2 separate regions of the Homo sapiens genome follow, and region 1 is linked to region 2. Evidence: chromatin contacts called from ENCODE Hi-C or POLR2A ChIA-PET data. All regions are on one chromosome and are shown on one strand. The core of a region is the stretch at or near the end of the contact, and the rest is flanking DNA. Distances in the headings are between cores, read along the strand shown.

Region 1 (5,064 bases), core at 34-2,533, 81 kb before region 2:
ATTTCTTATCCTTTAGCCCTGAGATGTTAAAATCCTACCTCTATACCTGTCTGTAGGCAGTTTTCAGGCACTCCACACATGTGGACGGGTCAGGATGCCTCGTGGACCACATGCCTGCTAGCTTTTATATCAGCCCGCTATTTTTTACAAGCCCTCCCACCATTCCTAGCAGGAAGGACTAAGCAAAGCAGGCTGGAGGAAATTTTTATTTAAATTTTTATTATATTTTGTAATGCACAGGTTTTTCTTTACCTTTGAGAGTGGGGCTTCTTTTTTTAAGTAAACTTTTTAACTGAAGCAAGGCAGGTATAAAAAGTGCACACACTGTAAGTTAGGCCGCTTGATACACTTTCACAAAGTGAACACACCCATGTAACCCCACCCAGATTAAGAAATAAACATTTTCAGCACCGCTGAACAAGCCTTAAATTTTTAAGCTATACAGTTCTCATAATTTATATGGCTTAGAAATACCTCCTTGTCACACCAGTATCATCAAATGCAAACACCTATGTGCATACACGTGTTATAGAGCAGAGTGTGCTATTCATGTGACCACAAAAATGTGTGGCAAATAGAAACCCCTCTCATCCTCACTGCTGCAGAGTGCGTGTGCGTGTGCGTGTGTGTGTGTGTGTGTGTGTGATCTCTCTATGCCTGCCCAACTCTGATCCCATCAACAGGGCAACCAACTGTGCAGCGGGTTTAGCAGACTAACAGGGCATGTATGGGGGACAAACAGGACCCGCCGAGCTGAAAGCCAAACAGCCTTAGTGTCTGAGGGGAGCAAGGGCCCCTCCTCTCGCCCTGCTTGCCTGGCAGGCAGGGAATGGGGGGCCTCAGTATGTAGGTCATGAAGGAAAATGACTCTGCAGAGCCAGGGGTTCCCAAAGGGAGAATGGGCACCCACTGGGATACACTGTCCCCATCCCTGTCCACAAGAACCCTGCAGGAAGGTGAGGGGAGTAGAATGGCATCAAGAGAAGAGAGCAGAGAGAGTGAGCAAGCGACACCAGGCTGGGCCTAGGGTCCTGGGGCGGGGCTGCCTCAGGAAGGGAGGCAGAACCCTGCCTCTGCCTACCCCTTCCCTGGCTCCAGCCCCAGCTGGTTCCCCCCTCACTTTCACTAGCACTAAATTTACTTTATAATTTTAAAATTAAATTTTAAAAAAAGCAGGAAAGAGAAAGCACTGAAGGCAAAATACCTCCCACAGTATCTCTCTAAGGAGGAAAAAAAAAAGTTTCTGCTTATGTAAAAAGACGAATACAAGGGATCGCTGAAAAGTCTAAGGACCAAATAACAAGGAAAATAAAAGGGAAACACATGTAATGAAAAACACCTGAAGCAAATACATAAAAAGCTCCCTTTGCACCTCAAAGGCACTTCACAGCCACTAGCGCCTGTGGGCACTAACCCCTATGCCCATTTATTGCCCATTTTTCCCATTGCTTTCTCATTGCTGTTTCTTCCTCAGGCACTTCAGGATCCCCTTTCCCTTCTAAGCGGTCTACCCCACACCTGGCGGAAGGGCCACCGCAGCCACCTCGCCTACCACCAGCCCCCTACCACCAGCCCAGAGCCGAACCTCTGCAGCCCTGATAAAAAGTCCTTTCCCCAACTCCCACATCTCTCCAGGCCGTGCTCAGCCACTGGCCCTGGACCCTGCTCTTCCTCCCCAAATCCAGGCCCTGTGGCCAGTGGCAAGAGCACTCCTCTGGGGCTGGATGCCAGGCCCAGCCCAAGTGGGCAGCTCTCTCTTCTATCAAGGGCACAGGGTTGCCAAGACGGGCTCTCCAAGACTGCATTTTCTCTTCCTATTGCATATGGGGCTGGAAAGAAAGAACTGTTCAATTTAATTTAAAATATGACAAGGGATCTGAGCCCTCTGAGCAGGCGATCTCTAGAAATACTTGATTCTTTTTAGGGGAGAGGATGCAGAGTAGGCAGCGAAGCTGCTTCCCCACACCCGGGTTTGACTCTCCCACCAGCCCGCCGCCTGGGAAACGCGCCCTCGGCTGGCATCGGGGTACCAGAGCCCGGCTCCTTTCTTCCTTTCTTTCTTTTTTAAACGGCTCTAGCGCAAACCAGGCAGTGGGTCAGGGCCCAGAGGCGGGGGAGGGAAGAGGAGAGGGCTGTCTCCAACTCGGGGAGAAGAACGGCCGGCCGCAAGTTTCCCGGTTTGTGCCAGTTTGGGGATTTGCGAATCAGACCGGAGCGGAGGGAACGGCGGGTGAGAAAAAAAAAGCCCGCATTAAAAACTAACCAGCTCTGCCGAAAAGCGCGCTTTCCGCCCTTAAATAAGACAATGCTGAATGGAGAGGAGAGAGGAGAGACGAGTTATTTCTCACTCTTTAATTATTCCAATGCTTAGCATTATTTAAAAAGAAAACCACACACATTAGCCAATGATATATTCTAACCCTCAACAAAGCTGGTATTTTTCTCTGATTACAGACTTTGCCGTGGCAAACCCGGGCTCCGACGACAGAGGCAGCGCAGAAGCTCGCTCCTAAATGAGACAATTTTATTAAAATCATAATTCCTTGCATTTCTATAGCGCCTTTTCAGTGGCGGAGATCTCAGGTGCCCCACGCCAGGGTCTACTAGAGAATCGGGGCGACCGCAAGCTCAGTCGCGGGACAGGCGAGGCTCGCCAGCTCCACGAAGCGTCACCGGCACGTATTTTTCTTTTTTTAACAGCCTGTTTCTACCATTCAGCCTCTGTCTCACATGCTTTATAAAAAAAAAAGAAGTAATAAAACTCCTTTAAATTAAAAAAAATGTTTTTAGAGAAGAGGAAAAAGACTCGAAGAGTAAGGGGGGAAAAAAAAAGCTAAGTGTGGTCTGGGAGCTTGGGGCGGGGGGTGCTGCTGGGATGGGCCGCGTCTGGGTCCAGGGTACAGGGCGCAGCAGGGTCAGCCGCTGCCCCAGGGTCACCTCCCCGGGCGCAGCTGCAGCGGGCTGAGTCATCCGCACGTGGAAAAGGACCTAACACCATCAAAGCTCATTTAAGTAATTCGGGTGATGAGAAGTCGGGTTTATGACCGGCTTCCGAGGGGACTGGGGACGGGCGGCTTTCTCTGAATGCTCGGGGGCTGCTCTGGCTCCAGGGGTGGCTCGGGGGACTTCAGCCCGACGCCAGCTTCCTCCTCCACCAACAGGTTAAGTCGGGTCCGCTGGGCGCACACGTTCTTTTTTCACTTTTCCGTCCTCTCCCCTGGCCTGCCCAGGAAGTGCTGCAAAAGGGCTGGTAGCAACGGGTGGGGAGGCCTCGACGCCCCAAATTCAAGAAATCAGCCCTGAGAGGGAAGGTGGCGTAGATCGAAAGGGACTTGGAGGGGAGGTTTTGGGTTTTTAAAGGTTTTTTTTTTAGAGTCTGCGCAACTCCCCGCGGCCCGAAGGCAGAAGAGAGAGAAAGGGAAAGCGCATTTTCTGCCACTTAGTCACATTTCTTCCCCGCGCTCGCTGGAGGACAAAATCCCCCAAACCCAGCCAACCCTGGAAACAAAAATCTCCCCTGGTAAATTTCCCCGCCTTTACTCCCCCAAAAGAGAAGGCTCGGGGATTGAAGGTGAGGCTCCTCGGAAACCGGGGTAGTCTAGAGATGACGACGCTCACTATGCGACGCGGAGAGATCCTCTCCGAAGGGACGCCCCCAAGCTGTCCTCGGATTTGGGGGCAGTTAAACCCCAAACTCTCCCAAGCACCCAAAGAATCACAGCAATCATCAACATCGCATTCACGGCCAAAGCCCTCCAACGCGCATTATCCTCCGTCGGATGTCAGGATGGGCGCAGGAGGAGAGAAACTGAGGCACAGGCGGCCCTGAACCCCCAACCCCCGCGCGCCTGGGGGACAAACTAGCCTTAAGGCAAAAATGCCGACATCGGAGCCCCTTTTGGCGGCGGCCTTTGACGCAGCAAATGGTGAACTGGGACAGTCCTCCATGCCCACCAGCGCGGGGTCACTTTTTGGGGGGTGGGTCGGGGGGGTCACTGTGAGGGGCAGGCCGCGCCCCGGCAAGAGGGAGCCGCGCTTGAGCAGCGAGGGGCCGGGAGGACGCCACCCAGACCCACTAGAGGGCCTACGGTGCCTGGGAGGGATCATTGAGAAGACTCTGGCGGCACAAACGGTCGAAAGCCAGACCTATGCTCCCAGTTTCCCCTCACCTGCCCCCGGGGTCCGCGGTCCCCACTCTCCACTCAGCACCCATGGCGGTTCCGTCGTCGGAGCCAGCCTGGTACATGCCACACAGGTCGCGTCTGACATCCGGGGCCTCGAAGCGCCGCTTCCCGCCTTTTCGTCGCTGCGCACGCGCGCGCCAGGCTTTGCGCACGGCCCGCTCGTGTCCCGCGGCCCCTTCGCGCCCCGGTTCTGGGCCTCCTGCACGGTCCAGGCATGTGCTGTCCTCTCCCACCCCTCAGTGTGCGATGCAAGTGACAGTGACCGTCAGCACCCATTTTGCCCGCGACATGGAAAGCACACGACCTTCCCTCCTCCTGCCTGGGCCCTGGGGAGACCTCCCCACCACCTCTACCTCCATGAGCCCCCTCCCCCCAGTCTTGAGTCAGTTGCAGCGGGTCCAGGAAATGCCAGGCGCCTTGAGAACCTCCAGGGAGGCTACAATGAAAGGAGCCTGTGGGCGACGGGCACCTGTCGAGGGGCGCACTTGGCGGAGGGGCGGTCTCAGGTAGGGTACGTACAGGCACGCGACCTAATGCACAGAGGCACTGGGGAGGGAGTGTTCGTGCCAACATGGGGTGCAGCCCAGCTTCTCTCTTCCGGGGACCCGGAGGAGACGCTGGAGTACCATCTAACTTTCTCCAGCCGGGCTGGGATATCAAAGAGCTATGATTGGGCAGTGGAGCGTCTGGGGAGTCCCGGCACACCCCCCTGCCTCTGCTCCCACCCCTCCAAAACCCACCCACCCTCACTCCTGAAGTCCATGATGCGCGCAGGGAACTCGCCTCCACCGCCCGGGCGCACCTGGAGCGAAGGCCTGGAGGGCGGGTAGCGTGCGGCCCGAGCTGGACTCGGGGGCAAGTGGAAATTTCTCCCGAGGTG
Region 2 (4,825 bases), core at 750-3,249:
TTTAATTCTCACAGTAACCTGGGCTCCAATCACCTCCATGTGAGCAAGAAACTGAGGCACAGAAAGACTACACCTTCTGGTTGAATGACATAAATAACAGATCTAGGATTCTTTTTTTTTTTTTTTTTTTTTTTTGAGACAGAGCCTTGCTCTGTCACCGAGGCTGGAGTGCAGTGGTGCGATCTCTGCTCACTGCAAGCTCCACCTACCAGGCTCAAGTGATTCTCCTGCCTCAGCTTCCCGTGTAGCTGGGATTACAGGCACCCCCACTGCACCCAGCTAATTTTTGTGTTTTTAGAGGAGATGGGGTTTCGCCATCTTGGCCAAGCTGGTCTTGAACTCCTGACCTCAGGTGATTCACCCGCCTCAGCCTCCCAAAGTGCTGGGATTACTGAGCCTGGCCAGCAGATCTAGGATTCTAATCTACCTGTGCTGACGTAAGTCACCACTGCCCACATGTGATTACTGACCATTTGAAATGTGGTTGGTCCGAACTGAGATGTGTTGTAAGTGTAAAATACGCATCAGATTTTGAAGATTTAGTATGAAAAAAAGTGCAATTTTTTTTTTTTTGAGACGGAGTTTCGCCTTGTCACCCAGGCTGGAGTGCAATGACACGATCTCGGCTCACCACAACCTCTGCCTCCCAGGTTCAAGCGACTCTCCTGCCTCAGCCTCCCAAGTAGCTGAGATTACAGGCATGCGCCACCACGCCCTGCTAATTTTGTATTTTTAGTAGAGACGGGGTTTCTCCATGTTGGTCAGGCTGGTCTCAAACTCCCGACCTCAGGTGATCCACCCGCCTCGGCCTCCCAAAGTGCTGGGATTACAGAGGTGAGCCACTGTGCCCGGCCGAGTGCAAAATATTTTATTAGTCATCTTTTTTTTTGTAAGAGTCAGGGTCTGGCTGGCTGGGCGAGGTGGGTCATGCCTCTAATGCCAGCATTTTGGGAGACCGATGCAGGAGGATAACCTGAGCCTAGGAGTTTGAGACCAGCCTGGGCAACATGGCCAAAACCCATACTTAAAAAAAAAAAAAAAGCTGGGTGTGGTGGCGCGCACCTGCAGTTCCAGCTACTCAGGAGCCTAAGGTTGGAGGATCCTTAGAGCCTGGGAAGTCAAGGCTGCAGTAAGCCATAATTGCACCACTGCACTCCAGCATGGGTGACAGAGCAAGACCCTGTCTCAAAAAAGAAAGATGTTTTGCACTGTGTTTCTATAGGACAGTGCTAATCTAGGCCATGCAGTATTTGCACTGACGTTACTCTCAGCGCACAGGGGTGGGAGGATCTGGAAGGTTTATAATTTATGACTTCATTTCCACCAACTCTCTGTAGAACCTTGGGCAAGTCATACCACCCTCTGAGCCTCAGTTTTCTCACATGTGTAATGCGGTTATATCAGTATCTACATCATAAAGTTTTGGGGATAAATGAAATACTACACGTGAAGTACTCAGTTCTGGGCTAAGTACTACCACATACGAGGTAGTCCACACAGGTTAGGTGCCACCTTGACTTACTAGGTGAATTCCTTTTCCCTCTATAAAAAGGGACGGTACCTACCCAGCCTTCCTTTGAAATTTTAAAAGTAGCTGACATCGCCAAAATGACCATCTCTGGAGCCCACCACCCACCGCCTCTCCTAGGGCAAGAGAGAATACCAGAAGGGCAGAGGGTTCTGTAACCCAGAGACGGGGAAGTCCAAGGTCACACAGCCCGCTCGAAGTGAGGCTAGATAAAACTCAAAACAGGGCGGTGCTTCTGACCTTGAGATAATCAATTTTACCCCTCTGGTCAACCAGACGCCATTGATGGAGCCAGGGTGGAGGTGGGAACTGAGTCCCATGCACCTTTTGCGGCTCCGTCGCCACACTCAAGATGACGACACATTGAGCCCTGTTCTACAGTTAGACACATTCAAGATGGCGGTACACACTCCGGTTCCGGTTCCGGTGGCTCAGCTCCCCCCGCCCACCCGGGCCCGGACACGCTGAGCACACTGGAAGGAGTCATGGCGGATGGTCAGGTGGCGGAACTGCTGCTCCGGCGGCTGGAGGCGTCTGATGGCGGCCTGGACAGCGCCGAGTTGGCGGCTGAGCTGGGCATGGAGCACCAGGCGGTGGTGGGCGCCGTGAAGAGCCTTCAGGCGCTGGGCGAGGTGAGCCGGGCCCGTGATGCCGGACCGCCTTGCCCTTGCACCTACAGTCCCCTTGCCACGGGCGCTCTACGTCCAAGCCAAATTCCCTCAGGCCTAGTTTGGGGTAGCTGTATATGTGTCCACTCCGGGATGTGCGGGCGGGAAGTGGGACGAGTGAGGGCCCAGACGCACGGATGTTCCTCATGCAATAAACGTTTATTGAGGCACGGTCAGCGTGGGTAGAGGGTACGATGATGGACGAGGAAGTCGCGGTTGCTGCCCTCACGCAGGTTGCGACGTAATAGGAAGGTGCTTCAAGAACCAGAGTGATGGGGGAAAACAGGGGACCCAGCTGTGACAGCTGACCCAGCCTTGGGGGTCAGGGAGAGCGGCCTGGTGCAGGTGACGGCTGAGTCTGTTCTCTGTTGAGGAAAGTGATAGCACTTTAGAGATCAGTGGCCGGGATCTTGGGGGATGGCAGGCGGCAAGGGAGACCAGCATAGCTGTAATTGCAAAGCCTCTTAGGTCTTTACCTCATGAGGGAACTGGGAAGCGATAGCAGGAGCTAGAGCCGGTCAGATGAGTGTGCTATCCACATCACCTTTGGGAAGAATTGGCATGGACAGGACTGGAGGTGAAGGGATGAAAGAAGAAGCTGGCACTTCCCCAAGCTGGAGGGCATGATGTCTGGCTATGGGAAGGAAGCTTGGGGGAGGTGGGGAAGGCGTGGGATTCAGGACAAGGCAGGGGGCGCACAGATGAAGTCCAGCCTTCTGACTTGGGCAAGTGGACAGTGACAGAGTCACAGGCGTAGGATGCTGAGGGGCCCGTGGGCCACCCAGAAGGCTAGATCCATGGGGCCAGGATCTGGGCTGTTTATCCGTAGAGCTCATGTTCTGTGCCCCACTTTGGTCTCAGCTTGTTTGTCCAATCCATTCCATAATCCTGGCTGATGGCCATGTTATTCCCATTTTGCAGATGTGACAACTGATGGTCAGTAACATAATCAGTGTGAATAGAAGAGGCCGATGAGCCCAGATTTGAAATTAGGCACTCAGGCTGCAGAGCCCATAGTCCTCAATGCAGAGGAGAGATGGCAGCTGTGTTGTGTGGGGTGACAGTGCCTTGACCAATATGATCTGACATTTGTATACGTCACAGAGGGTTAAATAATATAAGGAGGTGAGGTTCAATCTAATGACAGTAATAGCCATAAAAATAATTATAGTAATTAGAATTTATGCCGGGTGCAGTGGTCACACCTGTAATCCCAGCACTTTGGGAGACCAAGGCGGGTGGATCACGAGGTCAGGAGTTCAAGACCAGCCTGGCCAAGATGATGAAACCCTGTCTCTACTAAAAATACAAAAAAAAATTAGCCAGGCGTGTTGGTGGGCACCCGTAATCCCAGCTACTTGGGAGGCTGAGGCAGAGAATTGTTTGAATCGGGAGGTGGAGGTTGCAGTGAGCCGAGATCGCACTCCAGCCTGGGCGACAGAGCGAGACTCCGTCTCAAAAAAAAAAAAAAAAAAAATTTATGCAGTGTTTGTCACGTGGTAGGCACTATATATTCTTTCTGAGTATTAATTTAGCTACTCCTTAAAATCATCTGAGGTAGAACCCATCACACCTTTCTCTTATGGATGAGAAGAGTCACTGAGAGGTTAAGCAACTTTCCTGAGGTCACACAGTAAGTGAAGGGCAGAGTTGGGATTAGAATGAAGTGGGAGCCAGGCCCTGTGCACTCTACTTACCCTTGTTGTCCTTGTCTTCATGACTCTGGACCTGGAACCTCAGTTTTTGTTTGTAATGTGGACCTCCAGGGCCCGTCTCTGACATTCTGGGCACTGACATGTGAACATTTAAACATGGAGACAGGCTGGGTATGGTGGCTCATGCCCATTATGCCAGCACTTTGGGAGGCTGAGGAAGGAGAATCACTTGAGGCCAGGAGTTTGAGACCAGCCTGGACAACATAACAACACCCTGTCTTTAAAAAGTAATTTAAAGGGCCGGGCACGGCGGCTCACGCCTGTAATCCTAGCACTTTGGGAGGCGGAGTCGGCCGATTACGAGGTCAGGAGTTTGAGACCAGCCTGGCCAACATGGTGAAACCCCATCTCTACTAAAAATACAAAAATTAGCTGGGGGTGGTGGTGGGCACCTGTAATCCGAGCTACTCGGGAGGCTGAGGCAGGAGAATCATTTGAACCCGGGAGGCAGAGGTTGCAGTGAACCGAGATCGCACCATTGCACTCTAGCCTGAGCGACAGTGCAAGACTCCGTCTCAAAAAAAAAAAGTAATTTAAAAATTAACCAGGTGTGGCGGCACATGCCTGTAGTCCCAGCTACTCGGGACTGGCGGAAGGATCGCTTGAGCCCAGGAGGTCTAGGCTGCAGTGAGCTATGATCACACCACTGCACCCAGCCTAGTGACAGGGTGAGACCCCCTTTCAAAGAAAACAAAAACAAACAAAAAAATGTGGAGACATATCAGTTCACCTAATTTTTCACATTAAAATCTGTCACAGGTTCAAAACCGACAGAATTTGTCTTCTGCCAGGTAACATCTTTAGTGGTGTACTTTACCCTGGGAGGTGTAAACTATCATTATTACTACCCCTGTGTTACATAAGGGAAATGGAGACACAGCAAGGGGAAGTCTTTCCCTTGAGACCACTTGGCT

Evidence for each region. Hi-C counts contacts between places; a loop is a spot of excess contacts on that map. ChIA-PET counts read pairs that join two places held with the same protein, here RNA polymerase II (POLR2A). Pooled maps may share reads with other maps.
Region 1: a loop to region 2 is called in a pooled map, with 2.0 times the contacts of the local background. The contact joins the promoter of NFIX-AS1 here to the promoter of FARSA in region 2. A Hi-C loop is called at or near these places in 7 of 50 pooled maps. POLR2A ChIA-PET finds 5 or more read pairs at or near these places in 6 of 52 experiments (BJ, HEK293, WTC11 and 3 more).

Annotation. Positions count from the first base shown.
Region 1 is chr19:13,011,372-13,016,435 of GRCh38, reverse strand. It overlaps NFIX-AS1 (NFIX antisense RNA 1), which reads left to right and starts at 1,283. Exons shown (of 2, transcript XR_001753870.2): 1 at 1,283-2,230; 2 at 2,455-2,548. The region is part of intron 1 of NFIX (nuclear factor I X); the gene reads right to left.
Region 2 is chr19:12,930,885-12,935,709 of GRCh38, reverse strand. FARSA (phenylalanyl-tRNA synthetase subunit alpha) reads left to right here and starts at 1,999. Exons shown (of 13, transcript NM_004461.3): 1 at 1,999-2,160. The coding sequence starts at 2,014. It overlaps FARSA-AS1 (FARSA antisense RNA 1), which reads right to left. Exons shown (of 3, transcript NR_149078.1): 2 at 2,673-2,740; 3 at 2,414-2,561. RefSeq lists a silencer at 659-764 and enhancers at 1,801-2,095, 1,817-2,316, 2,327-2,396.